7 separate regions of the Homo sapiens genome follow, and regions 1, 2, 4, 5, 6 and 7 are each linked to region 3. The links are chromatin loops, found by intact Hi-C in ENCODE. Cell type or tissue: IMR-90. All regions are shown on one strand.

The links. Peaks named below come from ENCODE experiments on the same cell type or tissue, not always from the same donor. Only the 100,000 strongest peaks of a DNase experiment are listed, where the experiment ranks them.
Region 1: it touches region 3 in a loop (4-fold over the local background); 31 of 110 quality-filtered maps call a loop at or near these places.
Region 2: it touches region 3 in a loop (5-fold over the local background); 14 of 110 quality-filtered maps call a loop at or near these places.
Region 4: it touches region 3 in a loop (3.0-fold over the local background); 10 of 110 quality-filtered maps call a loop at or near these places.
Region 5: it touches region 3 in a loop (12-fold over the local background); 12 of 110 quality-filtered maps call a loop at or near these places.
Region 6: a loop joins it to region 3, with 7 times the contacts of the local background. A loop is called at or near these places in 107 of 110 quality-filtered maps.
Region 7: a loop joins it to region 3, with 9 times the contacts of the local background. A loop is called at or near these places in 107 of 110 quality-filtered maps.

Annotation. Positions count from the first base shown.
Region 1 is chr4:183,396,552-183,400,551 of GRCh38, forward strand. No RefSeq gene overlaps it. Among named protein-coding and RNA genes, the nearest start is that of CDKN2AIP, 46 kb to the right of the region's middle. RefSeq lists an enhancer at 1,402-2,193. In IMR-90, a CTCF peak has its summit at 2,307; a DNase peak (open chromatin) is centred at 2,270; H3K4me3 peaks cover 513 bases.
Region 2 is chr4:182,483,290-182,487,289 of GRCh38, forward strand. All of the region lies in intron 3 of TENM3 (teneurin transmembrane protein 3), which reads left to right. Among named protein-coding and RNA genes, the nearest start is that of TENM3, 240 kb to the left of the region's middle. In IMR-90, no CTCF peak of the experiment used is centred here; no DNase peak of the experiment used is centred here.
Region 3 is chr4:183,260,574-183,264,573 of GRCh38, forward strand. It overlaps WWC2 (WW and C2 domain containing 2), which reads left to right. Exons shown (of 23, transcript NM_024949.6): 11 at 337-959. Among named protein-coding and RNA genes, the nearest start is that of WWC2-AS1, 22 kb to the left of the region's middle. In IMR-90, CTCF peaks have their summits at 1,495 (motif pointing left) and 2,044 (motif pointing left); a DNase peak (open chromatin) is centred at 2,078; H3K27ac peaks cover 1,475 bases.
Region 4 is chr4:183,097,109-183,101,108 of GRCh38, forward strand. It overlaps WWC2 (WW and C2 domain containing 2), which reads left to right and starts at 2,149. Exons shown (of 23, transcript NM_024949.6): 1 at 2,149-2,514. The coding sequence starts at 2,384. WWC2-AS2 (WWC2 antisense RNA 2) reads right to left here and starts at 2,091. Exons shown (of 1, transcript NR_024008.1): 1 at 1-2,091. RefSeq lists an enhancer at 908-1,202 and a silencer at 908-1,202. In IMR-90, CTCF peaks have their summits at 2,057 and 2,871; a DNase peak (open chromatin) is centred at 1,983; H3K4me3 peaks cover 2,842 bases; H3K27ac peaks cover 2,579 bases.
Region 5 is chr4:182,804,765-182,808,764 of GRCh38, forward strand. No RefSeq gene overlaps it. Among named protein-coding and RNA genes, the nearest start is that of DCTD, 110 kb to the right of the region's middle. RefSeq lists silencers at 1,630-1,719, 1,740-1,789 and enhancers at 2,869-3,807, 3,936-4,000. In IMR-90, a CTCF peak has its summit at 1,768 (motif pointing left); a DNase peak (open chromatin) is centred at 1,777; H3K4me3 peaks cover 642 bases; H3K27ac peaks cover 285 bases.
Region 6 is chr4:183,071,936-183,075,935 of GRCh38, forward strand. The region is part of intron 2 of LOC105377578 (a long non-coding RNA gene); the gene reads right to left. Among named protein-coding and RNA genes, the nearest start is that of WWC2-AS2, 25 kb to the right of the region's middle. In IMR-90, a CTCF peak has its summit at 1,808 (motif pointing right); a DNase peak (open chromatin) is centred at 1,816.
Region 7 is chr4:182,936,575-182,940,574 of GRCh38, forward strand. LOC105377577 (a long non-coding RNA gene) reads left to right here and starts at 851. Exons shown (of 3, transcript XR_939536.3): 1 at 851-1,006. In IMR-90, a CTCF peak has its summit at 1,714 (motif pointing right); no DNase peak of the experiment used is centred here.

The sequences.
Region 1 (4,000 bases), 140 kb after region 3:
TCAGATTGAAGAAGCTGACACTTCCCACTTCCTTCCTGTTTCTGTTTCCACTTTCTGTGTCCTAACTTTCTTCCTCCAGATCAGTTAGTTCTTTCCTCCTCCTGGACTGGTTTCATCATATCTATCATACAGACAATTCTTCTTGATTAATTAAGATAATCGTTTTGGTTTGGTTCTGAAATGCATTATCCCACCTTCTTAGTTATTTACAATATTTTCCTTAGGCTAATGTTAAAATTGGTCTGAGGAAACTATGCCACCCCGTTCTCCCACCCAGCCATGCCTTTCTCCTGCTACAGAAACTCCCATGCACAGAGACAAGGACAGCCACTATCTGGAAGTGCCGGGAGCCATGTTGGGATTTATGACAGGTGCTACACCTATTCTGGGGGCTGACGATGGAATGCACTTCTGGTCTGCTCTGCCTTAATTTGTTTTTCTAGACGTGTTCAACAGCTGGACAAGATCCCTATGATCAATTAGGTGCTGTGCCCTTGAAACAAACACTCACACAAACAGCTGGAGAATCCCTGCAGTCTCACACTCCCCATGGCAGTCCCTAAGAAGCTCGGCTTTCCCATGACCAGACATCTAGAAACAGAATGAGTGAGGCAGGGGAGGCGTACGGTATAAGAAGTGGAAGGAAGATTCTAAATGTAAAGAAAAGAGAGACCCCAAGGTCAGGCACTGTATTTGGTCCTGGAGATACAAAGATCCATATAGTGAGATATCTTACTAAGATCATAAAATAAATAAGATGTGGGATCTTAGAGTCTAGGAAATGGAACAGACAAGTAACTCAATAACTACCAATTTAGTATAATAATAGTAATAGAATGTACAGGCCTCAGAGGATGTGCAGAGAAGCAAGAGTGAGAAACCCTATCTGAGGGCATAAGGACAGGTTTTGTTGTTGTTGTTGTTGTTGGGTTTTTTTTTTTTGAGACGGAGTCTCGCTCTGTCGCCAGGCTGGAGTGCAGTGGCGCCATCTCGGCTCACTGCAACCTCTGCCTCCCGAGTTCAAGTGAATCTCCTGCCTCAGCCTTCCCAGTAGCTGGGACAAGGACAGGTTTTAAAGAGAATTTAGCCACAGAGTTTTGAGAGAAGAGTCGACTAGAAAGATTCAGCGGGGCAGGATGCTCTGGGCGCGATGGAGATGGGCATATACAACCTAATAAAGAAGACAGGAACGACCGCCTCCTGCCCTCTAATAAAGACATGCGGCCTGTTTCCAGCCATAACATATAGGTGTGTCTGCTTAGTGGACACTGAAATGAAGAGCAGGCTCAGAGCCAAGCATGTTAGACTGGGGCGTTCAGGAAAGAGCAGAGAAGTTTGCTGCTCAGTAAAGAGGGGAGAGGGGGACCCCAGGCCGCTGTGAAGGCTCTGGAGGAGGCAGAACTTGCAGGCGCCCTTGGGTTCTCCGAGGGGGCTTGGCAGCCACGGGGACCAGAGAGGCGTGAGACATGAGGGTAGTTAGGGTAATTAGGGCAGGGCCCCCTGAAGGAGAGCCTTCCAGCCCAGGCTGCCTCGGGAGGATGCACTTTACCATCCGAACCAAGTGGGGAAGAGGAAGAGAGGCGATCAGTCGCTGCAACAAACCAAGTGCTTCAGGTGGGAGGATTACTTGAGGCCAGGAGTTTGAGACCAGCCTGGCCAACATAGCGAGACCCTGTCTCTCTTTTTTTCAAAAAGGCAAAATTTAAATTAAAAAAAAAGAAAGAAAGAAAGAAAAAGAGGAAGTGCTGGCCGGCACAGCAGAAACCTTGGGGCAACAGTGACCACGTGGGCAGAGGCTGCGAGTGTCAGCAAAAGAGGACAGGCCGAGAACTGCTGGTTTGCAGACCCCTAACTGGCCCCCGCTGGCCCCCGCAGCTGACTCAGCGCACCCTAAACTCGGAGGAAGTGCCAGACGGCCAGGTCCTGGGCAGCCCGGGCGCTCGCTCCGCTCCAGGTCTCCCGAGCAGGGGTGCAGGCCCGAGCACCCGCACGTGGCGTGCGCCCCTAGCTCCTCCCGGGGCGGCAGCTCACCAGCCCCCGCCTTAGTGGCTGGCTTCCACCCAGCCAAAGCCAGGAAATGTCTGTCCTTAAGCCTCGATTTGTTAATTATTTAAGCACTCTGTGTGTGTGTGAGAGAGAGAGCGTGTGTGTTTAATTTCCTTTATTTAAAAAGCACGCCGAGCCCACTGGGACCGCGGTGCTGAAGAGGCCGCCGGGCCCGGGAGAGACTGCATTCTGAGAACCAGCCCGCAAGCCCCGAAGTCGGAGATCGCAAGGTCCTAGCGGCAACAGAGCCTCCTAGCGATGGCAGCGAGCCTCGCCCCGCCTGCGGTGAACCCGCCCCCGCTCACCCCGCCACAGGTCCGGCGTCTCCCGGGTCCGCCGCGGCCGCGGGCAGAGCTAGGAGGGCTTCTCAGCCCGCGGGGCAACCCTGCTGCGGCTCCATCCAGAACCTCCCGCTGCCAGGCGCCGGGACCGGGGACGCTGGCCCCCGGATTCAAACCTATCATGGTGCATGATAACACATAACATAACATAACATAACATAACATAACATAACATAACATAACATAACATAACATAACATAACATCACAACACCACATCACAACACAACACAACACAACACAACACAACACAACACAACACAACATAACACTGAGCGTTTAGATTCAGCATGTACTCTGGGCCAGGCTCAGCTCTAAGCTGGTGCGGATCACCACGATGACCTCTAGAGTCTCCTCTGAGGTGGGTTCTACTGTTAGCCCATCTAACAGATGAGGAAATGCAGATAGAAGTGGTGGAGGAAGTGGCCCAAGCTCAGGCGGTGGCTAAGTGACTCCAGGGCAAGCCCCTCGCCCCCTGTGCTGGAGGAAGCCCGCGCCCAGGCTCTGTCGCTGAGCAGGGCACGCCTTCCACGCAGCACCCAAATGCATCGAACACTGTGCACGCGCACGAGAATAAGAAACCGTGACAAAAATACGGGTGCATCAATGTAGAGTAATGAGAAGGCAAAGCTGTTTGTAAGCACGATACAAAACCCAGAAAACATCAGGGGAAAAAATGGAAAAGCCCGACCAAATACAAAATTTTAAACCTAGGTTGGCTATAAAATAATATACCACTGAAGAACTGGGGCCCGGCATGGTGGCTCGGGCCTGTAATCCTAGCACTTTGAGAGGCCACAGCGGCCTCCCAAAGGATCGCCTGAGGCCAGGAATTCAAGACCAGCCCGGACAACACAGTGCGATCCCGTCTCTATTTATTTAAAAAAAATAAAAGAGGAAGTACTCGCGGTACAGCACAGAGGATTGCTTGAGCCCAGGAATTGGAGACCAGTTTGGGTAACATAGCAAGTCCTCGTCTCTACTAAACAACAACAACAAAAATTACTCAGGCACGATGGTGCACATCTGTATTCCCAGCTACTCTGGAGACAGGAGGATGGCCTGAGCCCAGGAGACAGAGGCTGCAGTGAGCCGAGATCGTGCAACTGCATTCCAGCCTGGGCAACAGACTGAGACTCCGTCTCCAAAAAAACAAAACCAAACCAAAACTGAAGAACTGGGAAAATATTCATGATACTTATTAGGAATGAATGGCTAAGTTTACTAATATCCCCAAAACTCTTAATGACAAAAGATGTAAACACACATTTCAGAGAAGGAACTAAAAATGGAGGATAAGCAAATTGAAAAGGTGCTCAATTTCCTTCCTTCCTTCCTTCCTTCCTTCCTTCCTTCCTTCCTTCCTTCCTTCCAGACGGATTCTCACTCTTTTGCCCAATGGCACAATCTTGGCTCACTGCAACCTCCACCTCCCAGGTTCAAGCGATTCTCGTGCCTCAACCTCCCAAGCAGCTGAGATTACAGGCATGTGCCACCACTCTAGGCAAATGTGTGTATTTTTAGTAGAGATGCGATTTCCTCATGTTGGCCAGGCTGGTCTCGAACTCCTGGCCTCAAGTGATCCACCCACCTTGGCCTCGCAAAGTGCTGGGA
Region 2 (4,000 bases), 780 kb before region 3:
CTGGTGTGTGTTTATGTTTATGTAACAGTACCATTTTCCAGAGCTATCATTTAATACCAGCACTTTATGCCATATTGAAGGACAGTTGCAAGCCAATGACTTGATGCTAGTTTGTAGTCACATAGTTAATGTAAGAGCCTAAAGGATCAAGCAACTCAGCTTCTCAAATATTAGGGTCATTTGATACCAGTTCTCCTAGATGTGATTTAACCATTGTTTCTAGAAATTAGAAATGGAACTACTATACTAATAACAAAAGGAGCAATGTGTGATCCCATATATCTCAACAATGAGGTATGTCTAGGAAGGTATAGCAATATAACAAGATTGTCAGTATATCCATTAGTATGTCTGTGTATTAGTCTGTTCTCACATTGCTATAAAAAAACTACCTGATACTGGTAGTTTTTCTTTATAAAGAAAAGGGGTTTCATTGGCTCACAGTTCCACAGGCTGTACAGGAAGTATGGCTGGGGAGGCCTCAAGAGACTTAGAATCATGGTAGGAGGCAAAGAGGAATGAGGCATGTCTTACATAGCCAGAGCAGGAGGAAGAGAGTGAAGGGAGAAGTGCTACCCATTCTTAACCAGATCTCGCGAGAACTCACTCACTATCACAAGAACGACAAGGAAGTCCTCCCCCATGAGCCAGTCACCTCCCACTAGGCTTCTCCTCCAGCACTCAGGGTTACAATTCTGCATGAGATCTGTGTGGGGACACAAACCCGAACCACATCGGCCTGTTACTTTCATGAGAGCGGGACTCATGCTTTCTTACTATCAAGTTATTTCTAGCATTTATGACAATGACTAGACACCCACACAGTAGCAAATAAGTGATGATAGCAGCAAACATCAAGTGCCAGGTACTGTTCTAAGTACTCTGCATAGATGAGTGTATTTAATCCTTACACCAATCCGATAAAATAGGTACTATTTTTACCACCCATTTTACAAGAAATGAGGTGAAAAAGAGATGAAGTAACTGGCCTGAGGTCATGCAGCTAGTCAGTTGTGGAGCTAGGATTTGAACCCAGGCAGTGTGGCTTAACACTTAATGCTCCGAATCATTACCATACTTCTCATGTGTATAGAGTGCACTATTACCAATCAATTTTATAGGCTCTGTTTCCTTGTTTTCCCTTTCACAGCTGACAGAACAGTGGTAATACTTTACCTTATTTGTTCCATGTGGTTATTTTTAATACATGGGGAAAACGAGAAAGTTTTAGAAGTTGGTTGATATGAATTACCCTTTGAATACGATTAATTTTGAATGATTGTGTGCCTACCTATGAGAATTGTTTGTTAAAATTTTGTATGTCAGGAAAGATTCAGGAATATTAATATTAAATAAATTAATGATAAAGAAAAGCTGTCGTGTTATTTCTGAACTGGAGTACCCATTTCAAAATGTATTAAAAGTTATGCAAATTGGTCCTTCTTAGAGTTACTGATAATTGTGTGATTTACTGTTAATGATCATGAAAGCTACTTGAGTTGATACTATGTCTGAATTAATTTATTTATGGAATTATAAGACAAAATTAACTTGTTAAAAAATTCAGTACAGTAGATAATGCAAATATTATCATTTAATATACACTACTAAATTAATAGTTCTCTAATGGCCACAGATACTCCGTGTTTTAAGCCATGTTAGACATTTTATGATGTTTCATTTTAACTTAGAAAGATACATAGTACCTTTATTATAAATCTGTTTTTCATAGTTTATTAATAATTCAAAAACTTTCAAGAAGACATTTTATCTTATACCTCCTATAAATAAAGGTATACCATGTTCCTTGCAGGCACTGAAAAATTGTGGTATGGTATATAAATCAGTATTTTCTGGTAATGGATGTGCAAATGGCTTTCACAGCCCTGTCCTCGTTTGTATTTTTAGGAGTGACATAAGTGTATATATAACATTTTCCCCTTCATTACAAATGCATCAGCAAAACTGCTGATACTGGAGTTGTAAGAGTATTAACTGGTTAATTTTAAAAGAGTGACAGAGATCCCTTTGTCTAATGGCAACTTTATGGAAATGAACATTTCAGATGACTTCACAAATTTTTTTTTCAGACTCCAAAACAAAGGATATTATATATCAATTTATCATCCTCATCCAGTAACATGCAATTATACCCAATTTCAATCCTGACCAAGCAATCAATAAATTTAACCAAGTAACTATAAATACATTTGTCTCACATACTGTATGTGACACATATATGCATACATACAGTATGTTTATAAATACATACTGGAGTCTCACTAAATTTTTCAATATTTGATACTTTGCTTTAGAGGTAAATAGTGAACATAGAAGCAAAAAAGTGTGATGGAGTTTGATATGATTTATCTGTGGGTTTCTGGAATTTGGTATTTTAAACTAAAATCTGAAAAACCAGTATTTCGGTAATATTTTATTGAGCAAATGCTGGTGTTAGGTGTACCATGTGAGCTGTTGGGATCCAATGCTGAGAAAGACAGCATCCCTGTTCTCAAGGTGTTTATAGTCGATTCAGAAATGCAGTCAAGGAAACAGGAGATTGTAGAGTATGACACTGGTTTTATACAGTTTTATGTACAGGATTCAATGGTAGCACAGAAGATGGGCAGCTAACCCACCTTAGGGGATTCTATAGAGACCTACTGGAGGAAATCACGTTTAAGCTGATACCTGAGCAATGAAGAGAAGGAAAGCTGAGCTAGGGACATATGTGGTGTCGGTTTTGCAGAGTAGGTAGCATGTCCAAAGCTGGAGCCGGAAGACAGTGTCAGGGAGCTGCACATAGATTAAAACCATCAGAGTGCAGGTGTGGAAGAATAACCATAAAGATGGAAACCAAACTGAGATATTTGGACTTTATCTGGAAGTAGATGGAAAGCCACTGGAAGATTTTTAAGCATCCAGGCTTTTAAAAACCCTTTTAAATAAACTTTTAAAAAGATTTAAAAAAGAAAAAGGTTCTACTTTGTTACCTTTCATTCTTAAGAAGTATTTTAATTGTGTGTGGGGGGGAGGGTGGGTGGGTGGTCATCCCTATGGGAAATATGAGCTACTATAATAAATAAACTTTAAAATATAGGGAAACAAGGAACTATATTAACTGGCTGGATGGCCACATCCCAGAGACACCTCCTTTGTAGGAATGGGGAGCATGATTTTATTAACAGTTTATAGCTGCCAATCACTGACACAACTAGTTACCTAAAATAGTCAATGCTGTTCTCATATAATGAACAGTTACTTGCAAAAAGAATTAAGCTGATCAAAGTAAATCAACAAAAATCTTGGTAATAGAAATTTTATGTAAGGTCCAGGATCACAAAAGCCACAGAAAAATGCAGAGCTAGAACCCCCATATGCTGCACTTTTATTGCAGGAGAGCCTGAAGAGTTTCCATCTGGACTGTGTCTTACCTTCTCAGACAAGGGCATGAGGGTGATCCAGTTGTGGTCCAGATTGTCTTATTGTAAAGGGCTAAGCTTAATATAGATAACCCTCAATATACACTGCCTTGGCCTTAAGGAAACTGAAATTTCTAAAATGGTTTTAAGATGAGTCTAGTCCCTTGGGGGTCTTCCAGATGATGTTAGTTATCTAAGCTAGAAAGACATCCAGTTCCTGGCAAAAGAAACGGAACAAAGCATTGTATTACATGACGAGACCCCCTGTTTTCTCTTTTCTCTTCCTCTATGTGAGTCATCTAGTACCACATCTCACTCGGTATCATAACTTTGTTCTGAATGTCAGCAGTGTTAAAGGAGCTCCACAGCGGACATTTCCTTTAACCCGCTAATTCTTGCACGTGGTTTCTAGAATTTGGTGAGTCACCAGAGTGTGGGATACAATGTGGAAGAGAAACAGCCATAGCTAGCCCTTTTTATGACTGCTGCAAACTAGTGTTGTAATATAGTTTTATGTTCCTCTTATCTGATACCAAAGTTACCTGTATGGAAAGCCCGGGATGAAGTGTGAAACTGGT
Region 3 (4,000 bases):
ATTCAGAACAGCAACTGCTGTGCAGGTTCGTAGCCTGGGAGCAATAGGCTATACCACATAGCTTGGGTGTGCAGTAGGCTGTACCGTCTAGGTTTGTGTAAGTACACTCTGTGATGTTTGCACAGTGATGAAATCACCTAACCATGCATTTCTCAGAACTAGACCAGGTCGTTAACTGACACACGGCCGTAATATAGGGAGTTCCTCTGTCCCTGGCCATTGATTCCATTCTTTAGCAGGTTTCTTCCCTCTGCAGATCTGAAGGAGCCAGTAGAGATTGTGATTAGGTTTTCCATTTTGTAACAGATTTTATGGTGTGTGCTTTTTGTCTTTCAGCCTCTCTGCCAGCACCCTGTCCATGTCATCTGGGAGCAGCCTGGGTTCCCTGGCATCGAGTCGGGGCTCTCTGAACACCTCCAGCAGAGGGTCACTCAACTCCCTCAGTTCCACCGAACTCTATTACAGCAGTCAAAGTGATCAGATAGATGTGGATTATCAGTATAAACTGGACTTCCTTCTGCAAGAGAAAAGCGGTTACATTCCTTCTGGACCCATCACCACCATCCATGAAAACGAGGTGGTCAAGTCCCCTAGCCAGCCTGGCCAGAGTGGACTCTGTGGAGTGGCAGCTGCAGCAACAGGCCACACTCCTCCACTGGCTGAGGCCCCGAAGTCTGTGGCCTCCCTGTCCTCGAGGTCCTCCCTTTCCTCCTTGTCTCCTCCAGGCTCTCCCTTGGTTTTGGAAGGCACGTTTCCCATGTCTTCTTCTCATGATGCCTCTCTCCATCAGTTCACTGCTGACTTTGAAGACTGTGAGTTGAGTAGCCATTTTGCAGATATCAGCCTCATCGAAAATCAGATTTTGCTGGATTCTGATTCAGGAGGAGCCTCCCAGTCTCTTTCAGAGGATAAAGACCTTAATGAATGTGCTAGGGAGCCATTATATGAAGGAACTGCAGGTAAATGCAGCCCTTTGCTTTCATGTATTCCCTGTTAGTGATTTTAAGGAGAATGATTGGAGCATTATTTTTCCATATAAACAAAGGGTATGATTCCCCTTCTCTTTCTTTTGAGTAATCGTTTTGGCTTCATTTAAGAAGGAGCTTTTATTTATATACCTAGATATTTTTCATTATCAAATAAAAATTACCTTCCCTATTTAGTAGACTTAATCATTTAGTACCTGCTCAGTTGTCCAGAGACACTCTGTGTGTGGTAGCTGACTGGGAACATATGTTGTGAACATATTTCCAAGTAGATTCCAGTTCTGAAATAGCAAGGCAAAGAAGAGGATTTTCTTTTAAAAGTTGGCCTAAAACAGATTAAAACCAAGGCAATTAACATAGTAGCTAATTAGTACCAAGGTTCAGTGTTTAGATTGTTCAGGGAATTCTATATAAATACAGTTTTTGTTTCAAGCCAGACTCCTTTTCTGGCGAAAAGTTAATTTAAAACAGCAGGTTGCAGTGTATGGTATTACCCTGCCACCTTCTGGCCAGGTTAACAGTTGCAGCCCCGGGAAGGGATTACTAGAGATTGTAGTTCTTAGGCCTGCATTTGTATTCAAAAAGACAGAAACAGGAAAAATATCATTTTTTTGTTTGTTTGTTTGTTTTCCTTTGCAAAGCAGGAACTTTGAATATGTTAGATATGATTGTAAAGAGCACAAGATGTTTCCCTTGTTGGCAGATGATCACTGTTGGTCTGAGGAGGATGATCTGTTCCAGAGCTAGCTTGAGACAAAATGTGAAATAAAAGCCCCAGTGCTCATCTACAGCTGTCCTGTTCACAGCTACATGTTTTACTGACCACACAAAACAGGGCAGGGCTCTTTAGAAGTGCTCTCTTCCTGTTCCCAGAAGCATTTTTATTTGTATGTATGGTCCTAAGAATTCTGAGTAATTGATTGGCCAATTCAGATATGTAAAGACATTGACAAATCCACCTTGTTTCTACGGTTTCAAATACTGAAGAGCCAAGTGCTGTGCCCTGTCAGTGGCCTGGGCCTGTGGGAGGGCCCATGAGACATTTGTGTGGTTTGTGCGCCCTCTCCTGGGGAGATGTCAAAGCTACAAGTAGCAGGTTATGGAAATAACCACAAAGAAAATAACCAGGGGAATGGTGTGTGTACATAATGGCCCCAACAAAACAGAAAGCCGCGTGGGGCCTTCACCACTGCTTCTGGGAAGGAGTACGGTGTGTGTGCGTGCGTGCGTGCGTGTGTGTGTGTGTGTTAGGGGGTGCATACCACTCCTGGAACCAGCCAAGCCTCCACTCACATTTTAGTCACCAACGTGTTTGGGTAAGCACACTACCCAATCTCTCAGGATTATGATTCCTTATCTGCAAAATGGGGTTGCTACAGTAATCCTTGTGTCAGGCTGAAGGATTTAATGCAGTGATAACATGTGAAGCACTTAACCGTGTCTGGCACTCAGCACACAGTTCATGGTAATTATTAGTACTCTGTGACAGTGATGATGATAAGTAATAAACTCTGGCTAAACACAGTTCTTACTGTAAACCATGGAAAGCTATGAGAAGAAGAAAGAGAAGAAAATGGAATGTTCTGTGCCAGCGTTCCTTCCTGTGCTTTGAACTTACATCTTTTGACCTTTCAAGGTAGTTTTGCTCTTCCTGTATTTGGAGTGGTATCTAGTGACCACTTCTAACATTCAGCCAATTTGGAGGGGCAGTAAGTGAGGCTGGATGCTGGAGAAGAGGGGAGAGAGTGATGAGGGAAAAAGTTGCCTAAAGTCTGTCACCCACCCAGTAACCCTGAGGTCTGGGAGTCCTGTCTTGCAAGTGTGTCTGGTTGGCCCATGCCTTGCTCCTGACACTTGGGTCTTGCTGTGTCTGAAAAGTTTGTGGATGGAGACAGTATCTCTGAACCTTTGTGAAACAGTTTTTAACTTTTTAAATGCATATATTAGAAAACTGCTGTTAAAAAGTTACCCTAAGAGAAAATACATCCAAGAGCTTTGATTGCAGATAATATTCAGTTGCATGTCTGAAAACAAGTGAAAGCGTATATTTAACCATAAAGGCTAATTCTCACAAATTAGCTGGGCATGGTGGTAGACATCTGTAGTCCCAGGAGGCTGAGGCAGGAGGATGTCAAGGCTGCGACGAGCTGAGATTGCACCACTGCACTCCAGCCTAGGTGACAGGAGTGAGACCTTGTCTCAAAAAAAGGAAAGATGAATTATCTTCAAGTCACCAGCACTTTTTTTCAGGGGACGTCTGCCCTGCATGTGGGGTGGTGGCTCCCTATCAGGGACGTTTGTCATCTCCCTCAGTGCTCTAGAGGCTTAGGCAGGTAAAGTCAAGTCCCTTTTACGTAAACTTTGCTGTCCAGTGCCAGTCCCTGCTGGATGACACCAACCACGTTGGAATAACTGCAAAGGCCTTCCGCAGTCAGTCACTGTCATTGTCAAAGTCAATTTCAGGCTGCTGTGGTTATTCCTGGGGGTAATCAATAAATCATGTCATCACCTTCACCCTTCACAAAGGGGGGTGGGCGGAGAGAAGGCACTTCATCATCAAGGAAAAAGCATTCCCACTGCCAGAAATAAAGTGGAAAATGCAGCAATCAATCCTGTAATCTGAAGCCTTAAAACTTAAACATCTTCACAAGATGTAAAGTCACGGCTCAGAAGGGGGCCAAAATGCATACCAATACAGATCCCTGCGCTCACTCTCACTCACTGGAGGATGAAAGAGCACCACAGGCTTGCAGCTCATTACAGTACAGAGCACAGCCTTAAATGAATGTTCCTTGCTCACTGCAGGATGCTGGTGTATGAATATGAGTTCGAGATAAAAGTTAAGTGGTCATTGGTACTAAAGATTCAGTAGCACAAAAAGTTTTTTAATGGTATTGGCTGGTGAGGAGTTCCTGTGAGTCAAAGACATTTTTTCTTTATTTCTGTTAGAATAGTAGCACAGGAGATGTAGGATATGGCATGTGGAGAGAAGGGGAGACCAAAAGAGGTGGAAA
Region 4 (4,000 bases), 160 kb before region 3:
GGTTTAAATAAGAATGGTTTGGTTTGGTGCTGAATGATGTTGTTAGTACACCGCAATTCAAGTGTTGGCTATGCATTTGGGCCAATTTAGGGAAGTCCAAAACAACGCACATTCGCTCAGTAGTGTGAGAGATTAATTGTAGGCAGGTCCCATCTTTTTTACAGTATTCAAACGTTCAACCTTAAGACCCCACCAGGGCGTCTCATTCCACCGGGAACTAGAGAAGCTTGACTTGTGTGATCACCTCCTGATGAATGGACTGGGGCGGAACACAGATCCGGAGGTGGGGGCTTCTCTTCACCAAGCGCAAAGCCTACCTTCCAGAAGGCTGGCTGCACAAGCGGCCGCCCTAAATGCGGTCAAAGCGGGCAAATTCGCCGTGGGTGCCTTCCTTCCCTACCTCCGGCCCACTCTGGTTGCTCCTTCCCAGGTGCTCCAAGCTCTCCAGAGTTTCTGGTGGTTTAAAGTTTCCGCTTCACGCCCAGACTGCTCTAAGGGCAAACACGACCCCTTTCCTCTTCTAGGACCCCTTCCGTGAAGTCTGTTCCAACCCTGAGCCTCTCCACCTTCGAGATTGGCCGCAGATGCCCCGACGGGATGGCCTGGGGAGCCGAAAGCTGTCCCCAGCCCCGGACAGCTACTGCCCACGCCGCGCAGGCCAGCCTCACACAGTAGCGAATCTCCTTCACGCGACTTCCTCGCAGGCCTGTGAACCCGCAGGGGAGGCGGAGGTCGGTTCAAACCCTGCGAGAGCCCCTGCCCAGCGCGGAGTCCTGCACACGGTGGAAAGTCCTTACGCATTAGCGGGCAGGATTAAACGACTTCACACCACGAGGTGCAAGACTGGGCTTCGGGGCCTTCCTCGGTGTTGCTATTTTAAAAGAAGCTGCTCAGTAACCCAGAAGAAGATGACGGGGGACGGTGGTGTAGACCCGGCTGGAGAGGAGTCCAGGGCCTGGGAGGCGCCCCCTCTGACTGAGGGGCTGGGGACCCTGAAGCTTGGCGTCCAGGCCCCGCCAGCGCTGCACCCGGCATTGTCCCGCCTGGGGCAGGCGTCCGGTCCCTCGGCAGTGCGGGCCAGCACGTACGTAGTAGCTGCTGAATAAATAAATGCCTATGCAACAGGGAACGTCCCGGCCCACCCCGGCCGGGCCAGGGCCTAGGAAGGGCGGGCGTCCGGCGCCGCCGTGGGTCCCTCCGGCGTGGCCGCCCACACCTCCTGGCCACGGCGGGGCTGCGGTGGGGGGACATCCTGGGGCGGGCGGCTGGACGGAAGGGACTAGAGTCGGGGCGCGTCCACGGCCAACCGCCCCGAACCAAGCAGGGGAGGCCAGGGACCAGGAGCTTCCGGGGCCCCGCGGCTGGAGCGCCCGGACGCGAAGGGGCGGCGGGTGACGGGGCGCGGTGCGGGCGGCTACAGGGCCGGACGGGAGTTCCTCCGCTTTCCGCCGCGCGGCTCGCGGTCTCAGCCGAGGTCATCGAGGGCCAGGAGCCCTGGCGGAGGCCCCGCCGTCCCGGACCCACCGACGCACTCCCAGGGCTTGGCGCTTTCCCACCACCCCGGACCGCCCTTGGGGTGCCGGAGGGGCTCGGGGCGCGGCGTGGGGAGCCTTTGTGCCCTCTCCGCTTGTTGAGGTTTTTTCTCCGGAGGAGAGCTCCCCGCCCGCCACCCCTTTCCTCTCGAAAGTTTTGTGGTTTCCCTAGAAGACGAAAGAGGTTGAGAAGGTTGCGGAGACTTTTGCAATCTTCCCCGTCCAGAAACTCTAAAACCTCTCGGCGTTTGGCCCAGGGGAGCTATCTGGGGTCAAGGGGAGGGAGCTGGCCGCACATTCCTTCGCCCGCCTTCCTCCCACCTGGAGCCGCGGCCCCGCGGGGCAGTGCGTCCGAGCTGGTGCGGCGACGCCGGCAGCGGCGGGGTTAAGCTCAGGAATGCGGCGCGAGGAATGCGCATGCAGATGAGGCGGGCGGGCGCATGCTAATCGCATGCAAATGAGGGGCCCGCCGCTGCCGCGGCAGCGCCGCAGCTTCCCGGATCCGAGCCCAGACGGCGGCGGCTCCGGCAGCCTGGGCGCCGCGACCCTCGGCGGCCAGAGGGGGACGGGGCGGAGGAGGAGGAAGAGGCGGAGGCAGCGGCGGCGAGGGGGAGGAGGGTTCGCTCGCCGGCTCCGACGCAGACATGGTGGACTGATCCGCAGCGGGGCCGCGAACAGCGTTTCCTGAGGCACCTCCCGCGCGTGGTTCCGCCGCGCCCCGCGCCCTGCGCCCCTCAGCCCCTCGCCGGCGCCCGCGTCGCGGGTTGGCAGCCTAGCCCGGCAGCCGCGTTCCCGCCGCGTCCCGCGCCCGGTACCTATGGAGGCGCCGCTCGCCGGCGAGGCCGCCGACCATGCCTAGGAGGGCCGGGAGCGGTCAGCTGCCGCTGCCCCGGGGCTGGGAGGAGGCCAGGGACTACGACGGCAAGGTCTTCTACATTGACCACAACACCAGGAGGACCAGCTGGATCGACCCCCGGGACAGGTGGGCGCCGGCCGCGGGGGCGCGGGCCCGTTCGGACACGGCGGCTGTTGTCCCGGAGACCCGGCCGCGCGGGGGGCTGGGGCGGCGCCGGCCCGCGGTGCCCCGAGGGGTCCCGGGAGGGATGTGGGGCTGGCTGCTCCGGCGGGGCCGAGGAGCCGCCCGTACCCGGGCTCCTCCGCCCACCGGCTTCCCGACGCCCCTCCGGGGACCCGGCCCCGAGGCAAGGCTGGAGTCGCTGCCCCGGGCCGACGCCGCGCGCCAGGCTAACGGACCCGAGGGGCCACCTGAGCCCTGTTAGGAACTTCCCTAGGCTTCGAGGTGCCCACGTGGAGGCTGCAGGACACCTTCGGCCTCTGGGCGGCGGGGGTGGGCTAGGGCCTCACTGCCAGTTGGGGAACGAGCCCTCCGGGCCACCTGTGGCATCCCTCAGGCCGTCCTTGGCGCGGGAGCCTGGGCTGCGAGCTCTTGGCGGGGGCGCCCAGACTGGCCGGAGGTCCCGAGCTGGGAAGGGGCTCCCGCCCCCCGCCGGGCCCTGCTAGTGGGTGTGACTGACTTTGCCCCTCAGAGTTTAAAAACGCGCGTTTGGGGGTTTCGCTGTCTGTCGTTAGTCTTCACCTGAAAACTTGAACCGACTCCCAGATCGGGAACAGGCATATTGTGTTTGGAAGGGAGATGTAGTGAAATTAACGTTGGGTATTGAGGCACTCTGATTTGAGCTTAGCCTGGTTTCTTTGTTTTTTGTTTTTTAAATTGGTTCAGGAACTGAAGGTTCACAAATGTTTCTGTGTCCCATATTTTTTTTACCCTTAAAATTTCTTAGAATTATTGTAAGAATAATAGGAGGTATTCCTAATTATAAATTTGTAAATTATCCATTAAGGAGATATTCCTAATTGTAAATTTAAATAACGTGCCACCAGGGATAACTTCGACATTTGGACTTTTGTCATTTCTGAAAATTATAACTTTATTGAATGTGGCCCTTTGGGCTTTATATACTTTTTAGGTGCTTCTCCTATTTAACATTTTCCCTTTTCTCAATTTGAAGCTGAAATACCTAACTACTTTATAATCTCAGTTACTTTTGCCCTAAAAATGTTGTTTTTGAAAGCTACTAAAAGGCAATTACAAGAAAGTTATAAATAACATTATAAATTTATGGAACAATCCTTGTTCAATTATCCGTGAAGCTACGGGCCTAGGTTTCCCTCCTGAAATGAGAAAAGGCACCTGTGCTGAGGTTCGGTCTTGCCGCAGCCTGGCTGCCTGTTGCTGGCCTGATGAAAATTGTGACAGGCATCACACCTTCCCAGTGTCTCCAGACGTGCTAGTTGTTGTCATAAACTTCACGCTCCAAGCCAGTTATTTGACTTATGCTATTGCACTTTGAAACTACTTAACAGATAGTAAATGTCAGTGCTGATGGTGTGCACCCAACTGCGGCTTTTAAGGCACCTGTATAAATATTTGACTTTTACAGTTGTGT
Region 5 (4,000 bases), 460 kb before region 3:
ATCCGCCGACACTAAACAAAACAGATGCCTTGAGTGCCCCCTCTGCCTGCCAGTATTTCTAGCTCCTCACGCCCTTCTGTGTAGGTAAGCCAAGTTTGACTCTCCATCATTTCCAAAAGAAAGACCATTGGGCTGTTTACCTAGATTTTCCATAAGTTATTCATCTGGCTTTGAACATCCTACTAGACCCATGAAAAAATAAAATAAAAATGAGTTATAACTCATTATCACCCATTTTAACCACAGAGTTAAGCCAGAGTACCAAACAGGTACTGATAAGCCATTTGAATTTTCTACCTTCTCATTTAAGCCACATAATGAATGTCCTCTGTTTGCCAGACTTCTCATTTGCTGTTCACCACCCCTGCAAGCAATGGTCTCTTGATGTTAGTTAATTACTAATAACTTTTAGGTAAATTGAGTAAACCTTTTCATTTATGAACCGACTTAGAATCCTGTCGTGGAGGAATACGGGATTCCTAGAGTCCCGTGGATAGAGAATTTACTATCAACCGATTCTAAGCCTAGAGTAACATCATTATTCAGTTTAGAGTTAATGGGTTCCTCAAAGCAAATTTAATAAATCCTTCTGGGATCTAAGCTCAGGAAAATTAAAATTAGAAGCATAAATTGTCACTTTTAGGGCAAGAGACTGGCTTGGTAACAGTCCCCCTGCTTACAGGGTGAATTGTGAGCTACGCTTAGCCCTGGCCACAGGCATTCATCCTGTATTATGCAGGGAAATCTCGTTCTTCCACCTGTGTGCAGAGATTTCCTGAATTCCAGCCACAGCGGCCATTTCTCTATGGCATAGCTCGCTGCACACAACTGTCAGGATTTACAAGCGGTCCGCTGGGTCAAAATGAATTTTTAAAAATGTTCACAAGTGAACTCTATCAGGGGAGAGTGCGGGGAGCATAAATGCCCAAGGACTTAAAATGACAAATTCTCGGGCGTGACTGAAAGGCTGAAAATGGGGCGCTCAGTGGAGGTCGGTGAGGAGGCTCACCAGGCTCTCTTCAACCTGGAGTTCTTCTGCACCGTGGTTAATGACCGTAGGCTGGAGACTGCCCCATCCCACACCTTCCTCCCACACGAACACTAGGGAAAGTCTAGTCTGCCTGTTCCAGAGAAAATTCTGCAAAAATCGTCCCCAGAACTATCTTTGCATCCACGATGCTCGCTCTCTCTCTCTCTCTCTCTCGCTCTCTCTCGTTGCAATGGGTCAGGTTGAATCTAACCCTCTCTGTCCTTTAAGGCTTGGAAGGAATGCCATAGGGCTCCCTCGGTGGGCCAGGGCGACGTTGATGACTCAGGATCTCAAAAGGACCTAGAGCCAGTCTGTCATCCCCAGTTTCTTAATTTATTGACAAAAGGTAACGAACAAGCAGATTGTAAAATATCTTTATTCAGCTATGACATGATTTCCAAGCTCAAAAAAAAAAAAAAAAAAAAAAAATCAAGCCTGGCGTTTAACTTCAGTCTGGAGCATTGACAGGTGACAGGTCACTGCAGAACACAGAGGTGACCCAAGGCAGAGAACGGGAGGTAGCGAGAGGAAGACGACACCCTTCCCTGAGTCCTCCCTCATCTGGGGCTTCCCTCTGGCCTTCCCCTGGGGTTCCTGGGACTCGGCTTCTGCGGACATGGAAAAGCCGTCCCAACATCCGGCGGCCCCGTGGGCAGGGGTCCTGGGACGCCCCCTCCTGCATCCCCGGGCGGGCCCTGCAGGGGATGGCGGCGATTTCAGGAAGGGCTCCGGCGCCCCCTAGTGACGCGCGGCTGTGGTAGGGAAAGTCCTGCACGCCAAAAGGGCAGTTCCCGGGCCAGAAACCGAGGTGAAACCGAAGAGAAGGCGCCGCCGCTCGCCGCTCGCCACTCTCCACCCCAACCGCGGCGGGGCCGGCTCTCTGACCCTCTCTTCCCCACCTCTGCTCTGCCCTCCGAGTTTCACACTTAAAGCGGAGACTTCTGCTTCAGCACCGCCGCACCGAGGCCTGGGCCCTGCCAAAGTGGCTCGGGTAAGATTTCCCTGCACGTCGAGCAGACACTGTCATGCCGCGTTGCTCTCACTCACAGATCGAAATAAGGCCCTTCCTCCCGGGAATCGTCCGCGGGCTGAGTTCCGCAGCGCCTGAAAACAGTGATTTCTGAACTATCATATTGTTTCCCTTTTACTTTTCATGTTAACAGTCCTGTCGCTGGAAAGAATGTCCCGGAAGAACGGATCACTTAAATTCAGAGTGGCATTTTTATTTCTGAGGGAGCTGGGCTCTCACGGAACGTGCTGGAGTGACAGCCTGGAAGAGCGAAAGCCGCCCCCCCTCCCGCTTCCCCGCAGCTCCCCAGCCGCCTCGGCCTGGCCTCCCTGCAGCGGTGACATCCAGTCTCCCTCCTCTACCCAAGCCTGCGGCAGCCACGAAAGCCACCGCGGCGCAGAAGTGGGGAGGGATTCAACCTTTTGCCCCTGGGTTGTCGCCCAGAGAAGCCAATGGATGCTAATCTCATATAGCAGCCTGTTTGCTGGTGTCCTGCCTTCAGAAACCGGCCGTGAGTGAGCCCGCTGGCATTTTGGGAGGCCAATATATAGGCCCTTTTTCCTACCCGGGTTCTCGCTGAAATGAGTAAGGCCGGAGATGGCTCAGGAAAGCCAAAATATCACCTAGATAAAGGCCGGGTTGGGAAGCAGCAGGCACAGCTGCATGGGAAATCCCAAAGGGCCACTAACGGGACACCAAGATAGATCAGCCAGGCGCTGGCAGCAGTGGCAGGATGACGGGAGAGGCCCTGCTCCCTGAGCTGGAGCCCAGCGTGCCCATGCCCAGTTCGTTCCTCCCCACTCACCAGGAGGGCAAAGCGCTCCCCTGCCCACTGGGAGCCGGGATGACCAGGAGGCCCGGAGTGAGATATCTGTCTCTCTCTCTCTCTCTGTCACACACACACACACACACAGACACACACACACACACACACACACACACACATATATCACCAAGGAGGCTGTGGGCTGTGGCACTAGGAGAAATATTGCACCAGGTCTGGAGCCCCGGGTTTGCGGATGCTGCCCCCACCGCCTGTGGCCTTCAGCCAGGTTGCTTCCCGCCCTGGGCCTCTGCCGAAGCCAGAGGCAGGGGCTCTCCACCGGCAGCAGCGAGCGCCTCGCCTGCTGTGACAACTCTGTCTGGCTCTGGGGCTGCTCGGGAACCCGGTCCTAAACACAAGTTCTTGGGTCGTAAGCACAGGCTGGCAGTCCCAGATCGGGAGGCCCCATGCATCTGCTCCCGACCTGAGTCCCTCGCCCTGGCTCCCACTCCGCCACCCCATGGCGCTGCCTGCGAGAGGCGCCGGAGCCAGGCTCTGGCCTTTTCCGAGGCGGCTGCCTGCCGGTTCCTCTCGCGCCTGTTACACGGCGGACGGCAGGCTCCCGGGCTCTTGTAAATCAAAGGGCAACAGGACTCGCCTCGCCACCACTCAGGCTCTTTCTGCGGCCTCTGCCAATTAGTGCTCCAGTTAATCACACTTAGCAACTCCCTGGAGAAGCAGCGAAGCCGGGAGGAGCCCAGCGTGGGAGACCCCCTCAGGCTGGCTCTGCCGAGACGGAGATGACCACTGGCCTCTGCGCCTTGGTTTCCCCATCTTTACAGTGAACCCAGACCTTGGTCCCCAGCCGCCCCTCCCCACTTCCCGTGCCAAGACGCTGCATGTGTGTGCACACACACACGCATCTGTGTACGCATGTGTGCATGTGTGTGTGCATGTGCGTGTGTGCCTGCAAGTGCGTGTATGTGTGCATTTCTGTGTGTGTGTGCGTGTGCATATGTGTGGGGTGTGTGCACGTGTGTGAGTATATGCATGTGAGTGTGCACACGTGTATGTGTGCCTTTGTGTATGTGTGTGTGCACGCACATGTGGGTGGGTGTGTGCGTGTGGATGTGAGTACGTAATGTGCGCGCACATGTGTGAGTGTATGCATGTGAGTGTGCACGTATGTGTATGTGTG
Region 6 (4,000 bases), 190 kb before region 3:
TTATTTCAGGAAGGAAACAAAGAAAGACATTTTCAGACAAAGAAGACAAAGAGTTTACGACCAGGAGAAGCTTGCTAAAGGGAATTCTAAGGGGCATATTTTAAAAAAAGAAAAATGATCCCATATGGAGAGCCAGAAATGATGAAGGAATGAAGAACACAGGAAGCTCTAAATGTGTTGATAAATCTAACAAACATTGACTGTATAAAACAAAAATAATGATGTCTTTGGGGATTAAAAAATAAATGATAGAAATGTAATTAGTTTAATCTCTATGGAGGGAAATTTAGCATTACTGTACTTATCAAAATTACAAATGTACATATCCTTTGATTTAGCAATTCCACAAAGAATTGTAGGAATTTATTTGAAGGTTGAGTATTTCTTATTGTAATTAGTCTTCACATTGTTTTGACTGCAGGCAAGGATATTTCAGATATGTGAGCGCTTACTGGAACCAACGAAATTCTTAAGTTGTATAATTCTTCCAAATTCTTTGATAATTCCTGGTTCAATCTGTGTTTACCCCCACTAAATTTATGACTACTTCTGTTTCTAAATGCTTTACAATTGAATCACAATTAAATGTAATGAGAAGATCATATTTAAAACTCCATGATTAATTATTCTATAAAATAACACTTTTTTTCTATTATAAAGAAAATAGCCTCTAATTTATCTGTTTTTCAAGTGCAGAAAATCGTCATGTTGAAGTGGACTGCATTGCAAAAGCTTTTAAGCTGCTCGTGTGAACTCTGAATAAATTTTCCCTAAAAACCATTTTATTAAAAATGATTGTATTCACAAATAATCTTAAGAAAGTTGGTTTAACCCACAATGAGTTGAAATGGTCCACACTTGTGATGAAAAATAGTAAAAAGCAACATTTGTTATTTCCAGAAAATTGAAAATGGATAAGAACAAGAATCAATCTTTTTGTTCAATGTCGGTGCCTCAGGAAAAGTGGGTAAAAGCAATGTAGACACACAATCAGATGAGAAGACGACAAGAGCCTTCTGTAGAACTCTGGGCCCTTTTTGAGGCCTTTACGAGTTTATGGAGAAATCATGAAATGTATTATTTTCCTTTTCCTTTTCCTTGGAAAAAAATATCTAAGACCATAACACGTTTGCTTTAAAGTTGTGATTAGTGTCACTACTGCTGCACAAACAGAACTCGAGAAAGAAGAAGAGAAATCATCTTTTTTTTATTATTATTTTTTATTTTTTTTTGCGAGACAGAGTCTGGCTCTGCCGCCAGGCTGCAGTACAGTGGTGCGAGATCTTTGCTCACTGTAGCCTCCACCTTCCGGGTTCAAGCAATTCTCCTGCCTCAGCCTCCTGGGTAGCTGACATTACAGGCATGCGCCACCACGCCCAGCTAATTTTTGTATTTTTAGTAGAGATGGGGTTTCACCATGTTGGCCAGGCTGGTCTCGATTTCTTGACCTCGTGATCCGCCCGCCTTGGCCTCCCAAAGTGCTGGGATTACAGACGTGAGCACTGCGCCCGGCGAGAAATTATCATTTCTAAGGAAGCCAAACGGGTTAAGAGAGGCAAGGAGGAAGAGGAGGGTTTAAGAGAATATGAGTGCCAACAAAGCAACTGCATGAGACTAAATAAACTGAATTATAAATGGAAAAACACAAAGGAAAAGTAGCTAGAGACAGGTCTGTCCCCTGGGTAAGGATCACAATGCCTGGCCTTCGTGAAAGCTCAATGAAGATTTATTGAACAGAGCAGAACTGAACTGCCCCCGAGAAAATCGTTTGAGGGTAGATGTTAGTTACCCATGTGGACCACCAGGTGGCAGCATGATCTCGTGACCCCTCAATTGTCCCAGGTAAAACCCGGATGGGAAAGAAGCCCATCTACCACCAGGAGATTTTTGTGGATAGATGTTCATTAGTCAAATGTTCATAATTTGGTAAGAATTTGTATGACTTTTCTCAAATCAGGTGAAGGACGGCTGAAGGAATCTTACTGATGGAATTTGGGTCCCAAACTCCCTACCTATTTTAACCTGAAGTCATTATTCTTCAAAAATTACCCAAAAAACTACATTGCTACATTTCTAACCATTAATATCAAGTTAAAAACACATGGAATGTGTGAGCTAGCAATAATCTAGATGACCGACATTCAGATAGAACTATTGCTACTACATGTTGCCTTTTGCTTTTTATAGCTGTGAATTGACCTATTTCCCAAAAATACAATTAGTCCAAGCTTTATTATTTCAGGCTTATTCATACATGAATATTCCTCTGAGCATTACTAAAATAAAAACCAAGTAAAACAGATTAAAAACTATATTTAATGGTCCCCAAAGAAACCCTTAAAAAAAATCTTCTCTCTGCCCATACTGAAGAATGATACCAAAATAGTTTGAAAGTTTAAAGCAAATAATTAGAAAGTAAAACAAAATGTTCTTAGGCTATGTTGATGGAGATCTGGCTAAACCCTTGAGAAGACAGGAAACGTAACTGAGAAATACGCTGTTCTCCTTTATCTAAGTGTGATTAACTACAATGCTTGCTCTGCAAGGTCGGGATCACTTTTCATGAATTCTTTCTCCGAGTGCGTCTTGCAGGGTCAGGCCCTCCCCTCCTGAACTCCATGGTTGACAATGGATCCACTGGTACAGTTCTGCTTCTCTCCTGGATGTGGAAAACCCCAAAATTGCACTCCTCACCCAGATCTCTTTTCCACCTACGCTCAGCACTCTGTTTACTGAACATTTGCAATGGTGAACCTGAGGGTCTGGAAGCCCCCAGGAAGAAAAGTAAAGTGAGATTCCATTTCATTGCCATTACTGCTAAGGGTTATTCACGCAAGAATTCCAACAATTTACATAAGGATCATTAGCCTCACTGGAAATGCATTTCATTGCAACAGACCTGAGTCTTACATTCTTGACATTTTCCAAGGAGTGGCACTGGGCATTGGCCATCAGAAATGGCCATGGTGATTATGCAGTTTTAGAAATATGCCTAAGATACATGAGGGATGCATTCCCCCAAACCATTATCCTCAGCCCTACAGAGTGATCTGGATAAGATGTGCTGAAGCTCCATGGAGTTTAAAGTAGTATTTATTGGCCGGGGACAGTGGCTTATGTTGAGGTGGGAGGACTGCTTGAGCCCCGGAGCTCAAGGTTGCAGTGAGCTATGATTGCCCCATTGCCCACTGCACTCCAGCCCGGGGGGACATAATGAGAACCCGTCTCAAAAAAAAAAAAAAAAGCACTTACTAAAAAATCTGAATTCCCCTTTGTTTCATTCACTGTATAGGGTCTACTTTGAAGGGAAGTGTTGTAATCTACAGAAGGCAAGGGTGACCTATTAATATTTGCAGAAGATAAATGATTACTCTGATTACTATTTGTAGGATCACCAATTTACACTGATTCTGCACTAGTCTGATACGGCAGCAGTCAGTGTAAAGTGTACTAGGTGATTTTGTGGAAGCCACAATTTGTGCAAAATATATCCTCTCAAGCTGAAAAGGATGTTTAAAAGATCATGGAAATCACGAATGCCAGTGGGAGTAATTTGGGGCTTTATTTGTTAAATTAGGCAACAAAATATCAGTAAGATATTTCAAGAGGAAAATATTATTTGTAATTTAGGGGAAAAAATCCCTGAAAAATGGAGATCTGAAACCCAAGGTAGGGAAAATCATTAGGAAGAAATTGAAAAATATTAGGCAAGAGATGAATCCTGGGTCTGTGTAGCGGGGAATGGGGAAAGAGTGAAAAGTAAAGGAAACTTCGGGAAGTGAGTTATAGGGCTTAGGGGAAAGAGGGTGATAAGAGAAGGAAACAATGGTTGATTTCATAGCAGGGGTCACTAAGGCAATGATAAAGGCATTAAGGGAGGGAGGAGAAGCAGGAGGAAAAATCTGGATGAAAAGACAATGAGCTTGGTGGGGGGTATATTAGCAAGATATCCTCATGATGTCTAGCAGGCATTTGGAAAGTCTGTGTGGATTTCAGGGGA
Region 7 (4,000 bases), 320 kb before region 3:
GCTGAGGCGGGTGGATGACCTGAGGTCAGGAGTTCGAGACCAGCCTGGCCAACATGGAGAAACCCCATCTCTACTAAAAATACAAAAAATTAGCAGGGTGTGGTGGTGCATGCCTGTAATCCCAGCTCTCAGGAGGCTGAGGCAGGAGAATCGCTTGAACCCGGGAGGCGGAGGTTGCGGTGAACCGAGATCGAGCCATTGCACTCCAGCCTGGGCAACAAGAGCAAAACTCCATCTCAAAAAAAAAGAGTCAAATATGGCAGAGGCTGTCATAGAGCAAGAGAGCGTTCCATCTTCTAGACGCTCCACTCAGAGGAACCGAGAAACTTGAGCTTGCACTTCTAGAGCACTGCAGGTCTCCCCAGGAACCCTCAGGAATAACCACCTTCTCCCCAGCCTTGACCATGAAGGAAAGTTCAGTGGGATGAACCCCAACAGGAAGGCAGGGGGCAGAAAAAAGAGAGAGAAAGTCTGGGAGAAGTTCTTCCAGACACACAGCTCAGCTGACTCTGAGTGAGATTATTAAAACCAATGAGAAAGAATGGAAATCACTGGCACCACCCTTTGGGCCAGCTGTCTTGAAAGCGTGCTCCATAGACCAGTGTCTGTCTTTGCACTGCATGTTGAGTGTGTGTGAAAAGTACAGACATTGAAAGTAACCGTTTAGAAACAATTAAAGCAATCGGACAGAGTAATTCTCTGTCTATTGAATCTAATAATAAAAACCTGGGACCTGTATTTTGTATGTCTTCATTTTTTTTCTAGAAATCCCTTGATCTTATTTGACAAAAAATATAGATTCGGTACAGATCGTGGGGAAATCCCAGGTCCTCCCTCCCAGACTATTTGAGAAGCACTGTTTAAGACTAATGTTTGTAGTGAAGTCACAGTGAGAGCATGTTCTTTCTGATGCAAACACACCCACCTCCTGCCCTCGTGTCCTGCAGGCTGACCTGAGAGCCAGCTGCATAGCTCAAGCCACAAAGGAACCTAGTTTTTGGAAAGGGTGAGTATGAAAATAATACAAGGTAAAGAAAAGAATGTTACTTAAGATCTACTTATTATCTAAATCCTGCCCCCTTTTCTTAAAGACTGGAAAGACAAAGAAAAATTGGATATGTTTAGAAGTAAATTACCTCCCAGGCAGCAAGAGAGATTTAGAGGCTGGAGGTAAAGTATCTCTTTCTTAAAGTTCAAAGAGTGTGACAAAAAGGTAGATATAGAGACAGATGAGAAAAAGAGAACAGAGAATGAAAGAGCTCAAAGCAGCCCTGTATTAGTTTGCTGGGGTTACCATAACAAAATACTACAGACCAGTGGCTTCAACAACAGACGTATTTTCTCACAGTTCTGGAGGCTGGAAGTCCAAGATCAAGGTGTCGGCAGGGTTGGTTTCTCCTGGGGTCTCTCTGCCTGCCTTGCAGACAGACAGCTGCCTGCCTTGCAGACAGACAGCTGCCTTCCCTCCCTGTCCTGACCAGGTCTCTGTTGTTTGTCTTAATTTCTTCTTTTAAGGAAACCTGTCATATTAGATTAAGTCCTAACCATAAGACCTTCTTCTACCTTAATTACCTCTTTAGAGGCCCTATCCCCAAATACAGTTCCATTAGAGGTTAGGGCTTCAACATGTGAATTTTGGCGGAAGGGGACACAACTCGGTCCTTGACAGGACTCAGACTTCAAGGACACTCAGGGTTGTGCTCAGCGTGGACTCCAGGGGGCAGCAGAGATTTGCAGCCGGCCTGGGCAGAGGGCAAGGCCACACTCCAGGCCCGCTGTCGCGTGCCCTCGCCCTCAACGTTCCCTCTCGGATTTTCAGGAATTTCATTTCACGTCCTTGTTCCCTCCTATGTAACTGACAACGCAGAATCCGCAGGATGTGAGGAGTGGACCCCTTATTAACTCCAGTTCCCAAAATCACAAAAATATGGAACCAAAATGAGCTGCAATTGACAAAGCAGGATATTATACAGAGAAAACTCCTGAAAGCATGGCTAGAGATAAAGTAGCTGAGGTCTATATAACTTGCTCGTAAATTAAGGTGTTTTTAACATTTTAAAATTAATTTAGTTAATTAATTAATTTATTATTATTATTTTTGTGTGTGCGTGAGACGGTGTCTTGCTCTGGTGCCCAGGCTGGAGTGCAGTGGCACCATCTCGGCTCACTGCAACCTCTGCCTCCCGGGTTCAAGATTCTCCCACCTCAGCCTCCAGAGTAGCTGGGATTACAGGTGCCTGCTACCACACCCAGCTAATTTTTTGTATTTTTAGTAGAGACAGGGTTTCATTGTGTGTGTGTGTGCGTGTGTTTCTTTTTTTTTCTTTTTTCTTTTTTTTTTTTCTTTTTTTAGGAGTCTTGTTCTGTCTCCCAGGCTGGAGCAGAGTGGCACAATCTCAGCTCACTGCAAGCTCCGCCTCCCAGGTTCAAGTGATTCTTCGGCTTTAGCCTTCCGAGTAGCTGGGATTACAGGTGTGCACCACCACGCTGGGCTAATTTTTGTATTTTTAGTAGAGACAGGGTTTCACCATGTTGGCCAGGCTGGTCTCGAACTCCTGACCTTGTGATCCTCCCACCTCAGCCTCCCAAAGTGCTGGGATTACAGGAATGAGCCACTGCGCCTGGCTCAGTGTTTCGTTTTTAATTGACAGATAATATGTACATTTATGGGGGACACTGTGATTTTTTGATGCATGTATACAATGTGAAATGATTAAACCAAGCTAATTAACGTATCCATCACCTGACTTATTATTATTATTATTATTATTATTATTATTATTTTGGTGGTGAGACACTAGAAATTTACTCTCTTAGCAATTTGGTTTCTCAAAAAACAAAAAATAGAATGACCACGTGATCCAGCAATTTCATATATGGGTACATATCCACAGCAATTGAAATCGACATGCCCAGAGATATCTGCACTCCCGTATTTACTGCCGCAGTATCCACAATAGCCAGGATTTGGAAGCCACCTAAGTGTCCATCAACAGGTGAATGGATAGGAAAATGTACACTAGTGCATATACACAATGGAGTACTATTCAGCCACAAATGAAGCTTACAAGGTCACTGTAGCAGATGCTGCCAACGGCCTGGCCATGGTCCTGAGCCCTGATGTTGTGAAGCACACAAGCCCAAAGCTCCGAGGGCTTTCCTTGGTCAAGAGCCAGCTCTGTCTGCTGGCAGGGGAGGGTAGAAGTTCCGCTCCAGTGGCCCACAGCCAGAGCCAGGGGGTCCTCGTTCCAGTCTACACTGACCCAGCGGTCCCAGCAGGACTGAGCTGCAGCACCCTGTGACAGTCAGCTCGACGCCCCAGCCCGCACTGGCCGTGCTGCTTCCCTATGTCCCTTTCCCACCTCCTACCAGTGTTTCTAGGTCAGCTTCCACATCATGACTTGAGCTTGAATCTTCAGCTCAGTTGTGTTCCCACCCTCATAGATTACCTATTAATAATCGGTTTAATCTGGCAGACACCACCTTAACTATGTGAACAAATTTAGCATCACCAATAATGGGACAAATTGAGGTAATGGGAAGTACACAGCATCACCTGCAAAATATTCTTCATGAAAATCATCAAGTTCAATCAACCATGTGGGGCCAGGCGCGGTGGCTCACGCCTGTACTCCCAGCACTTTGGGAAGCCGAGGTGGGTGGATCACCTAAGGTCAGGAGTTCGAGACCAGCCTGGCCAACATGGTGAACCCCATCTCTTCTAAAAATACAAAAATTAGCCGGGCGTGGTGGCGGGCACCTGTAATTCCAGCTACTTTGGAGGCTGAGACACGAGAATCGCTTGAACCTGGGAGGCAGAGGTTGCAGTGAGCTGAGATCATGCCACTGCACTCCAGCCTGGGTGACAGGGCAAGACGCCGTCTCAAAAAACAAACAAACAAACAAACAAACAAAAAAACTACGAGGAAACACACTGTTCTTCAGTCAATTGTGTCTGGTGTCTGCCCAAAATCTCTCCATGTCGAAGTCCTAACATGCA